2 separate regions of the Mus musculus genome follow, and region 1 is linked to region 2. A link is a loop called in an ENCODE intact Hi-C map of the cell type or tissue named here. Cell type or tissue: heart. All regions are shown on one strand. Each heading gives the region's core, and the rest is flanking DNA. Links, peaks and the distances in the headings are about the cores only.

What was found. Peaks named below come from ENCODE experiments on the same cell type or tissue, not always from the same donor. Only the 100,000 strongest peaks of a DNase experiment are listed, where the experiment ranks them.
Region 1: a loop joins it to region 2, with 2.6 times the contacts of the local background. A loop is called at or near these places in 21 of 42 quality-filtered maps.

What each region holds. Positions count from the first base shown.
Region 1 is chr5:101,993,407-101,998,785 of GRCm38, forward strand. The region is part of intron 3 of Wdfy3 (WD repeat and FYVE domain containing 3); the gene reads right to left. Among named protein-coding and RNA genes, the nearest start is that of Gm42135, 48 kb to the left of the region's middle. In heart, for the core only: a CTCF peak has its summit at 2,233 (motif pointing right); DNase peaks (open chromatin) are centred at 855 and 3,135; H3K4me3 peaks cover 361 bases; H3K27ac peaks cover 495 bases.
Region 2 is chr5:102,066,508-102,071,886 of GRCm38, forward strand. It overlaps Wdfy3 (WD repeat and FYVE domain containing 3), which reads right to left and starts at 3,414. Exons shown (of 67, transcript NM_172882.3): 1 at 3,089-3,414. In heart, for the core only: CTCF peaks have their summits at 2,956 (motif pointing left) and 3,546; DNase peaks (open chromatin) are centred at 2,844, 3,474, 4,134 and 4,494; H3K4me3 peaks cover 2,234 bases; H3K27ac peaks cover 2,184 bases.

The DNA.
Region 1 (5,379 bases), core at 162-5,161, 73 kb before region 2:
TAGTTCACAGCCTAAGTGATAGGCACACAAGGCTCTCTGGTCTGTTACTTTGTTACCACTTCAGAACTCGGAATCCGTGTTCCTAGGTCATGGCCGCTCAAACTTGGCTCCAGAATAAACTGGCATAGGCAAGAATACAGCAAGTAGCAACTATTATTAAATTATCTATTTATGATACATTTACTAACAAATGGATCTATGCTCATGAATCTAATAATTTCCTCAGTGGTGGGAACCAAACTTACTCAGGTTTGTATTGATAGTCTCTGATGGGCGACTACATTATAAGATAAACAAAATGTCATTTGCCTAGTAAGTGGCAAAATCAGATTTTTTTTTCTTCTCTCAAGTTATGAGGACCTCTGCATGGGCCAGATTTATTGTTCCTCAAAAAGTTAAGTATTATAGCATGTAATTTTTTTTAAACTCATAATATATGTATCCTGCTTCTTACCAAATGGATAAACCTTCACAAAACCCCTTAACTGCAGAACAAACTCTGAGTTAAGCTTCTGTCTAAGCGGAAAAGGAGTTGCTGAGAAAAGACTTCCCTATCTGAATTATCAGGATCCCTCACTGATGTGTGACTTCCCTCACATCTGACTGGGGTCTCCAAATCCTCACTTCCTCTCAGGGGTCGAGTGCACCCTGAAAATGAAGAGCAGAAGATGGCTGCTCTGTAGGTGAGCGGCCACCCTAAGGGTCCTTATTGTGTGGCCCTTGCACAGGGGGCAGGGCTGTCACATCCCAGGACTTGCTGCTCTGTGTCACTAATGAGCTCAGCTGTGCCTCTTTAGGGAGAGCCTCCCCGATCCTCCCCCACTCAAGGAGTCCCTCCTCCCCCCAACCCTCCCAGGCTCACAGGGAGTCACTCTCTTGTCCCCATAGTGTACTGTGGAATTGCGACTCTGTCTTTTTCCAACACCAGATCAAAAATAGCATCTGGAGCAAGAGGCAAAGGTGACGATTCCCCATTCAACTTTTTTTGCCCAGTACGGAGGACCCGGGATGGAAGCATGCATTGCAACCTGAGCTTTCTACACAGAGACTTTCTTCTGCTTGAAATGAAAGCTAAAAAATTTTAACTGGCTGCCATGGATACCTGATTTTCCGGACACCCAGGAGTTTCCTAATTCTAAAGCAGTAATGAGCACACGGCCACAGAAATACCCACCGTCACTGGCTTCCCCTCTGCTTTCGACACCAGTATATTAGACACCAGGGATAATAAAACTTGTTTTTAAAGAGTCTCCGCTATATAAGATGGACTCAAACTCATGATCCTCCTGCCTCATACACTCTCCTGAGTGCTGGAAGGGAAAAAATAACAACGAAGAAATAGTCATTATGTTCAGGGTAAAAATAATATTAAACAAAGCTCAGCTTTGTCAAAATTAAAAGCCACTGTACATCCAAATCAACGAAAGAAACATAAACTAATAGCACACAAGTTCCAAACTGGGGAAGAGGGAATAACCTGTGATTTCTAAATAAATAGAAAAGCACGAGATCCAAAACATACAAAGAGCACCTTCTAATCAATGACAGAAAAGCAAATAAACACCACCCTAAACGTGAGCAAAGCACAAGTATACTTTCACAGAAAAAAATAAATAAATGACCAACTACAAAATTAGGAAGGCTGCACAACCTGGTTAATAGTAAAGGAAATGCAACTTTAAAAAAAAGACTTATTTATTTATGTGTATGAGTACACACTGCAGCTGTGCAGACAGTTGTGAGCCTTCATCTGGTTGTTGGGAATTGAATTTAGGACCTCTGTTCACTCCAGTTGGCCCCGCTCCCTCAGGCTCAAAGATTTATTTATTATAAATAAGTACACGGTAGCTGTCTTCAGACGTACCAGAAGAGGGCGTCAGATGGTGGTTATGAGCCACCATTCGGTTTCTGGGATTTGAACTCAGGACCTTTGGAAGAGCAGTCAGTGCTCTTACCCACTGAGCCATCTCTCCAGCCCCCGGAAATTCAACTTAATAAAACAAATTTATAGTGAGCCAAAATATCTTCTTCACATTATATATAAAGTGGATAAGGCCTCAGCTAGCCAAAGTTACCTCCACCCTCATCCCTAGGATACACGGTGGCTTACATGGCAAAAAGGACTTGGCACATGTGCTTGTTGTTGTTGTTTTAACTTTATTTTTACTTTATGTCTTTAAGTGTTTTTATCTGCCTGTATGTAAATGTACCATGTGTGTAGTGCCCTTGGGGGCCAGGAGAGGGCGATAGAGCCCCCTCCCTATGGCCCCAGGAACAGAAGTTATAGTCAGCTGAGAGCAAGTGCTCATGACTGCATTTGATCCCAGCAGACTGGTTGGTCTCTATGAGTTCAAGGCCAGCCTAGTCTACATTGTTGAGATCTGCCCAAAAAATAATAAATAAGCCAGGACTACATAATGAGGCCAGCTTCCAAAATAAATCAAAAGGGCTTAAATGTATGACAAAGTCAGGCTGTGACTGCGGAGATGGCATCAGGGACATGCAGCCATGAGCCTGGAATGTGGCAGCCCAGGGAGAGGGAGAGGAAGGGCCTTGCATCACTAAACCCTGACACCTTCTGAAGGAGCACAGCTCCCGGACGCCCCATTTGTGCTGTCAGACCAATTTCTGACTTCTGACCTCAGTACCCAAAGATAAAAACTCTGTGTCGCCACTTGCCACTTAAGACCAAGGAAACTGCCTGGCAATGGGAACCTAACACAAAACCATAAGTTCAACCTGACATTAGGCTGGTTTAGCTGTGACACTGAACATGGGCACGTCACCTCATCCAGCAGCTCTGCTCCCAGGCACATGCCCAGAGGCCCTCTTTCATGTGCACAGCATGTGTGGGAGAAGGAACATCCATAGGGGATAATCTGTGATTTACTACACAGTTAAGTATATAAAAACAGTAAGAGCAGAAAGTTGAAAAACAATGCTCCGTTATACCACTTTTTGAAATAAAACTTGACATCCCTATGTACACATTCCTGTTAACGCACTACTTGTGAGGCTGTGTGAGTCTACAATGTACTCTGTCCATTTTGTTCATATCCAATACACATGGAAAGCAGAGGAAGAAATAAGCAGGAGAGTGGGTGGCTCCCAGGAGACGGGAGGCGTGGCTTCCTGCTCCCAGGAGACGGGGCCATGGCTTCCTGAACCACACAGGGACACATACGTGCTGGTACTTGTTTGTGCTTTCCAGTTTTATTTTTCCAGTTTAGTCCCATGTCCATGTTTTCATATCATGAAACATTTTGCAATTTATAAACCTTGAAAACGTTTGCATCGCGTGTATCAGAGTTGCTAGACATTGCATGATACATTTTATTGCCTCTCTCCATCTCAGTCTTCGGACACTCGCAGATCTCCGGTGATCACAGAATTCATTGATGTTTATTGGTAGTAAAAAATATGTAAAATAAATATATTTACTGTGCGGGTACACCCACAAAACAGTTTTATTGAACTTTAATTAAAATGCCATTCTTGAGATCATAAAGTAAAAGGCTTTATTTTTTTTTATTATTATTTATTTTTGTTTTTCGAGACAGGGTTTCTCTCTATAGCCCTGGCTGTCCTGGAACTCACGTTGTAGACCAGGCTGGCCTCGAACTCAGAAATCTGCCTGCCTCTGCCTCCCAAGTGCTGGGATTAAAGGCGTGTGCCATCACTGCCTGGCAAGTAAAAGACTCGTAAGACCAGTTTATCAGCTGCTCTCTGTGTGATGCGTAGATACAGCAGGCTCTGTAATTACGAAAGGAATCACGGGAGAACACGCCTGCCTCATGCAATCTGCATGGCTACCCGAGAAAAGGAGCTTCAGCAATGGGAAGTGACTTTGCCCGCTCCTTACTAAGTATGGAACTAAGCGCTGAATTCAACCTTCCACAGCGATGCTCTGTGAGGACGCCCGATGACGCACCTGCCTGCAGGTCTGCTGTTGTGTGGCTTCACACCCACTTAGACAAAATCAGACAGTGTTCATTGCTGGTGGAAGTACACTCTGCACACACCGCGCCTTTCCATCAACATGTGCTGGTAACTGACAGCAAATAGCCCAGTCTGATCCCCGAGGCCATTTCTCAACCTACCAAGAGGTCAGTAAAAGTGTCTTGGGACTTCGGAGGGGGATTTCCAGTGAACATGTGACTACGCCTGCTTTAAAATATACTTCATGTCAATCAGTGACCTGTGGGCTATTCTCATTTACATCCCAGCCTTAAATGTTGGCACAGTCTCCTACACACTGAGGATGCCCTTTTTGTGGATGCAGGCGAGCACAGGTGTCTCCCTGTCCTGGGCCATTCAAGTTTTGAGACAGGGTTCTTAAATGAACCTGAAGCTCCTTCAGCTATGCTGGAATCTGCTCCCCAGCCCCTGGATTCTGGGGTGTATGCTGTAGTACCCAGCTTGTACCTGGGTCCTGGGAGCTGAACTTGGGTTCTCCTGCCTGAGCAGCAAACACCTCACTGATGAATCCATCTCCCTCGCACTGAACACGTTATCTTAACAAGAGTGTGAAACAGGCCAGGGCTGGAGAAGGCAAGGGATATTCCTGCGGACAGTAAAGACTTTTTCCTGTAAATTCTCCACCAAAATTATTTTAAATATACCATCTTCTATTTAGTCATGTAGCGGGGACACGTGGGTGGGAAAGATTAGGTCCTATGAAGCCACAAGGAAACACTTTTAAATACCCGCGGCATTACTGACGACAAAGCAGATACAAACGGCCCTTATCACTAGATCAGATAGCATATCAGAATTATTAACTCTCCTGGTTCAGCAACAGGATTTAAACAATAAAGTTCACCAACACAAACGGAATAAAAACTGCATCTTCAGTCTCATGTGTGGGGAGCGAGGGCTGGACTCACTGACAGGTCTGAGGGATGAACCCTAGAGAGCAGAGCTGGGGACCGGGGGAAAGGGTATAAAATTGATACCTCTGACCCTGAAGCATTATAGGAACACAAGACTGGCCTCCACAGATAGCTATGTGTGAATTACATCACTTCACTGTTGGTCACATGAGGCCATTTTGAAAACCACCTTTGGGGAAGACTGAGAGGGAAATCCCCGGTCCCTTTCCCCCTAATTTTCTTCTTCCTTTTCTTCCGCTTCTTCTTCTTTTTCTTTTTTTAAAATTTGTAGACAGGGTCTCACTATATAGCCCTGGATGTCCCAGAAGTAGTTATGTAGACCAGGCTGGCCTTAAACTCACAGAGACCCTCCTGCCGCTAGCCTTCCAAGTGCTAGGATTAAAAAGTGTTTAACAGGGGCTGATGAGATGGCTCAGTGGTTAAGAGCACTGACTGCTCTTGCAAAGGTCCTGAGTTCAATTCCCAGCAACCACATGGTGGCTCACAA
Region 2 (5,379 bases), core at 114-5,113:
TAAGACAAAAATGTGTTTTGAGGAATGTCTGTCCTAAACTTCCTGTTGTCCCAAATACTACTGAAAATAAGAACTACGAAATCAAAAGTCTTAAAAGCATATGACCACATAATAGCCACACAATAAATGGCTAAAGTATTAGCCAACAAGAACAGGTGCTGACACAGGAACGGCGGCATTGCTGGCAAGCGTGCTAAGTGGTCTGGTGGATAAAAGCACACTGATGCTCATGATAGGACCTTAAAGTCCCACCTCTGCATATTGAGTCAAGAAAACCAGACCTGTATGCTGAAGGTTAAAATAGCTCATAATACTCATAACTAACCAAAATCTGTATCAATCATGAATAGACAAAAAGTAGGACCATGCTAAAGAGTCCTAGTGCTATAGCGGTAAAAGGAAACTCAGTGCTTGCTGGAGCTGGTTGGTACCAGCTATACAGAGCCCTTGGGTGAGTTCTCAGAACTTTCTCATGTTGTTTAATGAAGCTTAATATAGGCCATGGTGACTGTTACCCTAGAACAACTGCCACAGTTGTTACCATTTACCAGCCCGTGGCTATACCACTGCTCTATGGCACAGGCATTACACTAAACGCACGAAGGCACAAAAGGCAACATTCTGCACCACGAGGCATCTGGACGGTGTTCCACAGAGGACATTAATGGTTGCCAAGGATCTGAGGACTAAGCAAAGGGCCATGAAGGGCCTTCCTAGGGAAGTATGAATGGCCTCTGCTTGTCTGTAAGACAGACCACCCAACTGCACATTCAGATAAAGCGTCACTACATGGAGATGATTCCTGAGTAAACCCAACCTGAAAAAAACCAAATCGGCCATTAATTTGTGAATGGTGCTGTGGGCGAGAAAAGTATCCGCTGTGCAGAAGGGGCTGGGACTCAGAGCAGACGCCAGACAAGCAGATTCTACACAACAGTCATGATGGAAACGCAAGGGTCTGTGCCATTGGAATCACAGAAAACAATAACACTAGAGGGTGGGTGGTTGGGGAGGGGGATGCAGCGAGAAGAGCTTTGGGGTGTGGCTGCAGAGCTGTGTGCATACCTGGGTCACCCCAGCAAGCCCGTCACTGAGCCCTCTGCACTGAAAGCCCATGACTCCAAAATGCCATGCCATTCCGGTCTTCACATCTAATTGGTATCCTAAAACATTGATCATCACTGGCTCTAAACTTAGGCAATCTGGGTCCTAGACTTTCCCTAAAGTTGCCTAATTCCCCATCTGTACAATGGGATCAGCATCTTCCCCGTGTCTGAATGAGAATACACGGATGAATACTTTACATGCATGCTATCCTGGGATCCTCTCCATCTTTCCGTGGTACTCTGATACACTCTCCATCACAAGCATTAGACAGAGACAGGTGGAAAGTACACAAACTAATTTTTTTTCCTCAGACTTGCCTGCATCTACAAGACTTAGACGTTCACGCTCTTCTCAGCCTCCCAGTACCTGGCCAACAGGTATGAGTCACCATACCCAGGTAGGATATTTACTCTTTTTAAACTACGATACCCAGTTGTTTACCATCTTTTGTGGTTCCAGATCAAATGGGGGTGGGGGAGCCCCGATGTAGGCTACATTCTGAGGATAATTTCTAGAAATTCTAAGACCCCACTGAATGCAGCACCTTGGTGATATTTAGGACACCAGAGGTAAACAGTGAAGACTTGTGGAGTTCAGCATCCTCAGAGTACAGAATCTGATCCTGGAATATTACACTACGGTTTAACTTTCTTTCATGTCTTTCCAAGTTACTTCAAAGCCTCATGTTCCTTAACTCATAGCACATTTGTAGAGAAATTTTTGTGAGAAGCATATTTTTACATGAATAGATTTCAACTAAGGAAAAGAGAAACTATTTAAAAACCTGTATTTCTAGTTGCTTGAGGCAGAACTGCTCAAAGTTTTAGTTCTCAAACCTAATGAAATACAGATTTTTTTTAAACATTAAATGCATATCAAGCTAATTCTTACACAGCAGGGTCCCATGATGACAGTTTTATTTAAAGAGGGATTTACTTTGACTAGATCTATACACTAACAGACTATAGTCTTTCTCCTAGACTCTACACTAATACCACATCCCATTTTCCTGTAAATAAGTACATTTTTCATTGTTTTGTTATTTTTACTTGCTTTACATCCTGACAGTGAAAACTGATCTAAACCTGCTTGATAGAGGCCAGCCTGGAATCTGCTGTCTCGACGCAAGGGTTTTGTTTTTCTTTTTTTGTTGGGTTTTCAGACACCATAATAACCACTTGGTACTGACCAACCCATAGCTATTAGTGAACAAAAATAGTTTTTCGTATGCATAAGCACCATTTTTCCCACAGAAAAAACACTTAGCCATTGGTGAGGTACTGAAAATCCATGCATTCGGTAAACATCTGCTTGATCTGATTCTATCCTATTATTTCTACAAAGGAAGAACTCATCATCTGTCTCTCCGATTCAAGAGTCAAAAAATCAATGGAACGCAGCACCTCCGATGCGACCATGGTCCAGAGGGCTCTGGTCGGAAAGGTCACCGCTGCCTTTTCAACCCCGCCATAACCGCGAATGTCGGTGATGCCACCACATCCCCGATGCAGGACAGAAGCATCCCAGGTCCCTTCCACAGGGAAGGGTTTGCAGCTCAGAGCGTAGAGGGATGAGCCAGGAGAGGCCCGCGGCCCTGGAGACGGCGCCCGAGGGATGGAGGCCGCGCTCCGCTGCGCCCGGGCGCGCGCGGGTGGGGGCTGGGGGGTCCGGGAATGGGCACCGGGAGGGTCCTCCCGAGGGGACCGGCATGACCCCCACCTACCCCGGGCGCCGCCGGGTTACGCCCCCGCCCTCCCGGACCTGCGGTCGCCTTGCCCCCGCCTCCCCATCCCCGAGGCCCCCGCACGCCCCTCCGCCGGCCGCCTGGGACCAGCCGCCGACGGCGCCCTCTCCAGGCCCGGAGGAGGACGCGGGTGGGGGAGCGGCTGGGCCGCGGCCTGTCCCCGCGCGGACAGCGCCTCCGCCCCGCAGGAACAAAGCGCGCCGCGGGCGAGCCGGCGAGCGGGCAGGCAGCACTCACCGCGGACGCGCGGGCCCAGGCGTGGGGCCCGGGAGTCCCCCCAGGCCGGGCCGGGGCCGAGCGCCCGCTGCAGTCCGCGAGCTGCGGGGCCGGGGCGGCAGCCGTGCTAGGCAGCCAGGGCAGCGACGCCGCCGCCGCTCCCTTCTCCCGCCTGGGTCCCTGCTCCGCCGCGTCTTCTCCCTCGCCGGGTCCCCGCCGCCGCCTCAGCCTCGGCACTGCACGGGCTGCTCCTCTCCATCAAGGCCGGGCCGGGCCGCGGGGAACATCCCGGAAAGTGAGGGCTGGTGGCCGTCTCCCGCAGCTGCTGGTGGCCATCTTTAATCCTCCTCCTCCTCCCGCTCTCCCCACCTCCCGCGCCCGCTGACGGACGGCTCGGGATCCTCCTCCCGCTCCTCCCGCTCCTCCTACCAGGCCGGCCGCAGAAACTGCAGCCGCGCGGCCGGCCCCTCCCGCCTTTCCTTCCTCTTTCCTACTTCCTTCCCTCGCCGCGGCTCCTGCTTGCCGGCACCCTGGACAGGCGCGCAGCCCAGTCCGCGCCCCGCGCCCCGCGCCCCCTGCCCTCGCCTCCGGGCTCCCGGGTCCTCTGGCGCAGCGCTCACCCCCTCCTCCGGCTTCTCGGGGGACCCTGCTGAGAAAGCACCGCTGCGCGCCCCTGAGCCCTACTCCCATTGCTGGATGCTGTCACCAGCGATGAAAACACGCGAGCCTGCGTTCATTTTACTCCAGCTGGAGTACAAAAGAACTGCCCACGCTAGCTCTTTCACTACGCGGCCTCGAACCCCCACCTCCTCCGGTGCGGATCAGGACCCAGGAGTTTCCAGTCTCCAGGGTTGTCCTGGGTCAGTGACCTTGAGACCTTCTGCTGAGATTTTAGGTTTGCCCTTTCTGGAAAGGTCATTCTTTGTACCTCCATAGACCTGACCAACACAATGTTTGCACTAAATGAGTATGGATTGGTAAACTTGAAACAGCCAAGCGGACATCAGCTTGTCTCTGTTCCTAGTCCGCCCAGCGTACCGTTTGGGTCATACTTCTGTTCTGACGGTGGGGACAAAACTGAGTCAGCATGAATGCTTGAACTCCTTGAGTTGAACAGCTCAGAGTGGGGAAGTAGTGGTACAGAAACTGGAAACACGAGCTTGTTTTCCCAACACTGCAATCTACAGCAGTTTTAGGATTTCCTCTAAAAAAGAAAAAAAAAAAAAAAAAGCCGAAGTAATTTGGACTTGCTGTTTCCTTTTTTTAAGCCAGTTTGTGTTTGGAATTGGATCCAGTTGTACCGATTTACTCCACTGTTTGCTACAAGATTCAGCAGCTGTTCCGTGTGGGGGCCCCTGTTCCTGCTGTTCCCAGGCACCCGCTGGCAGGACAAAGCACCTTTCCCCAGGTGTGGAGAGCCATGCCTGTAAGGCCTGTGCTGGGTGGGGCTGCTGTTGGATGAGGTTGGGGGGTCCCTCAGGAGGATAGAAGAATTGTCCAGAGTTGGAGGCCAGGGAGACAGTCAGGGAAGGGAAGAGACCAGGGGCAGGCTACAGAATAAAAATGTAAATGTTACTCAATTCTGAAAGAGTAGGTCAGAACAACCCCTTTTAAAAAAACCTACTTTTATAACCAGATCATCTAAGGGGGAACAGAAATCCGATGCTTTGCCTCTAAGGCTCACAAAGTAACCTGTAAAGATACTGGCCATTCAACTGTTTTAACTCAGTCTGTGCCATCTATAGAATTCCTTTAAAGCCAAATAGGCTGTGCTATAGCGCTCTATAATACAGTTTTAAATAAATCATTACTGCCAGGTCGCTGGGTGGGGGAGGGGTGTGCCTGCTTCCTTTTCCTTCTTACTGCTCCTTCCTCCTTGGCCCTTTGATGTGTATTCTTTAGGTACCGTTCCTCCAATCTGCCCTTACACAAATGTACCACAAAATTCTCTTCAGCCTGGGAGTGTGGCAGGAAGAAGAGCTACTGGATGCATGGCTACATTAGGGTAAGAAAATCAGTTGAGTCAACACTAAGACCAGGGTGCCTTTCAGAAGGAAGATCTTCAACTAAATATGAATGAGGTTTCGAATTTTTTTTGTAATTATAATTGGGAGAAGAAAATTTATGAAATGTATGTCATCAGCACATTGATTATAAATGTCTTTCTGTTGGAAAAAAAACCATTGCAATAAAGTTCAAGGGTATATCAGTATGCAAATGTGGCAATTTTCCTGCTGGTGTCTTATAGAGAATATTTCACAAAGGTTTTCTCCTAGTGCACACATATACACCCAGCTGCCTTCCCTTGTTTT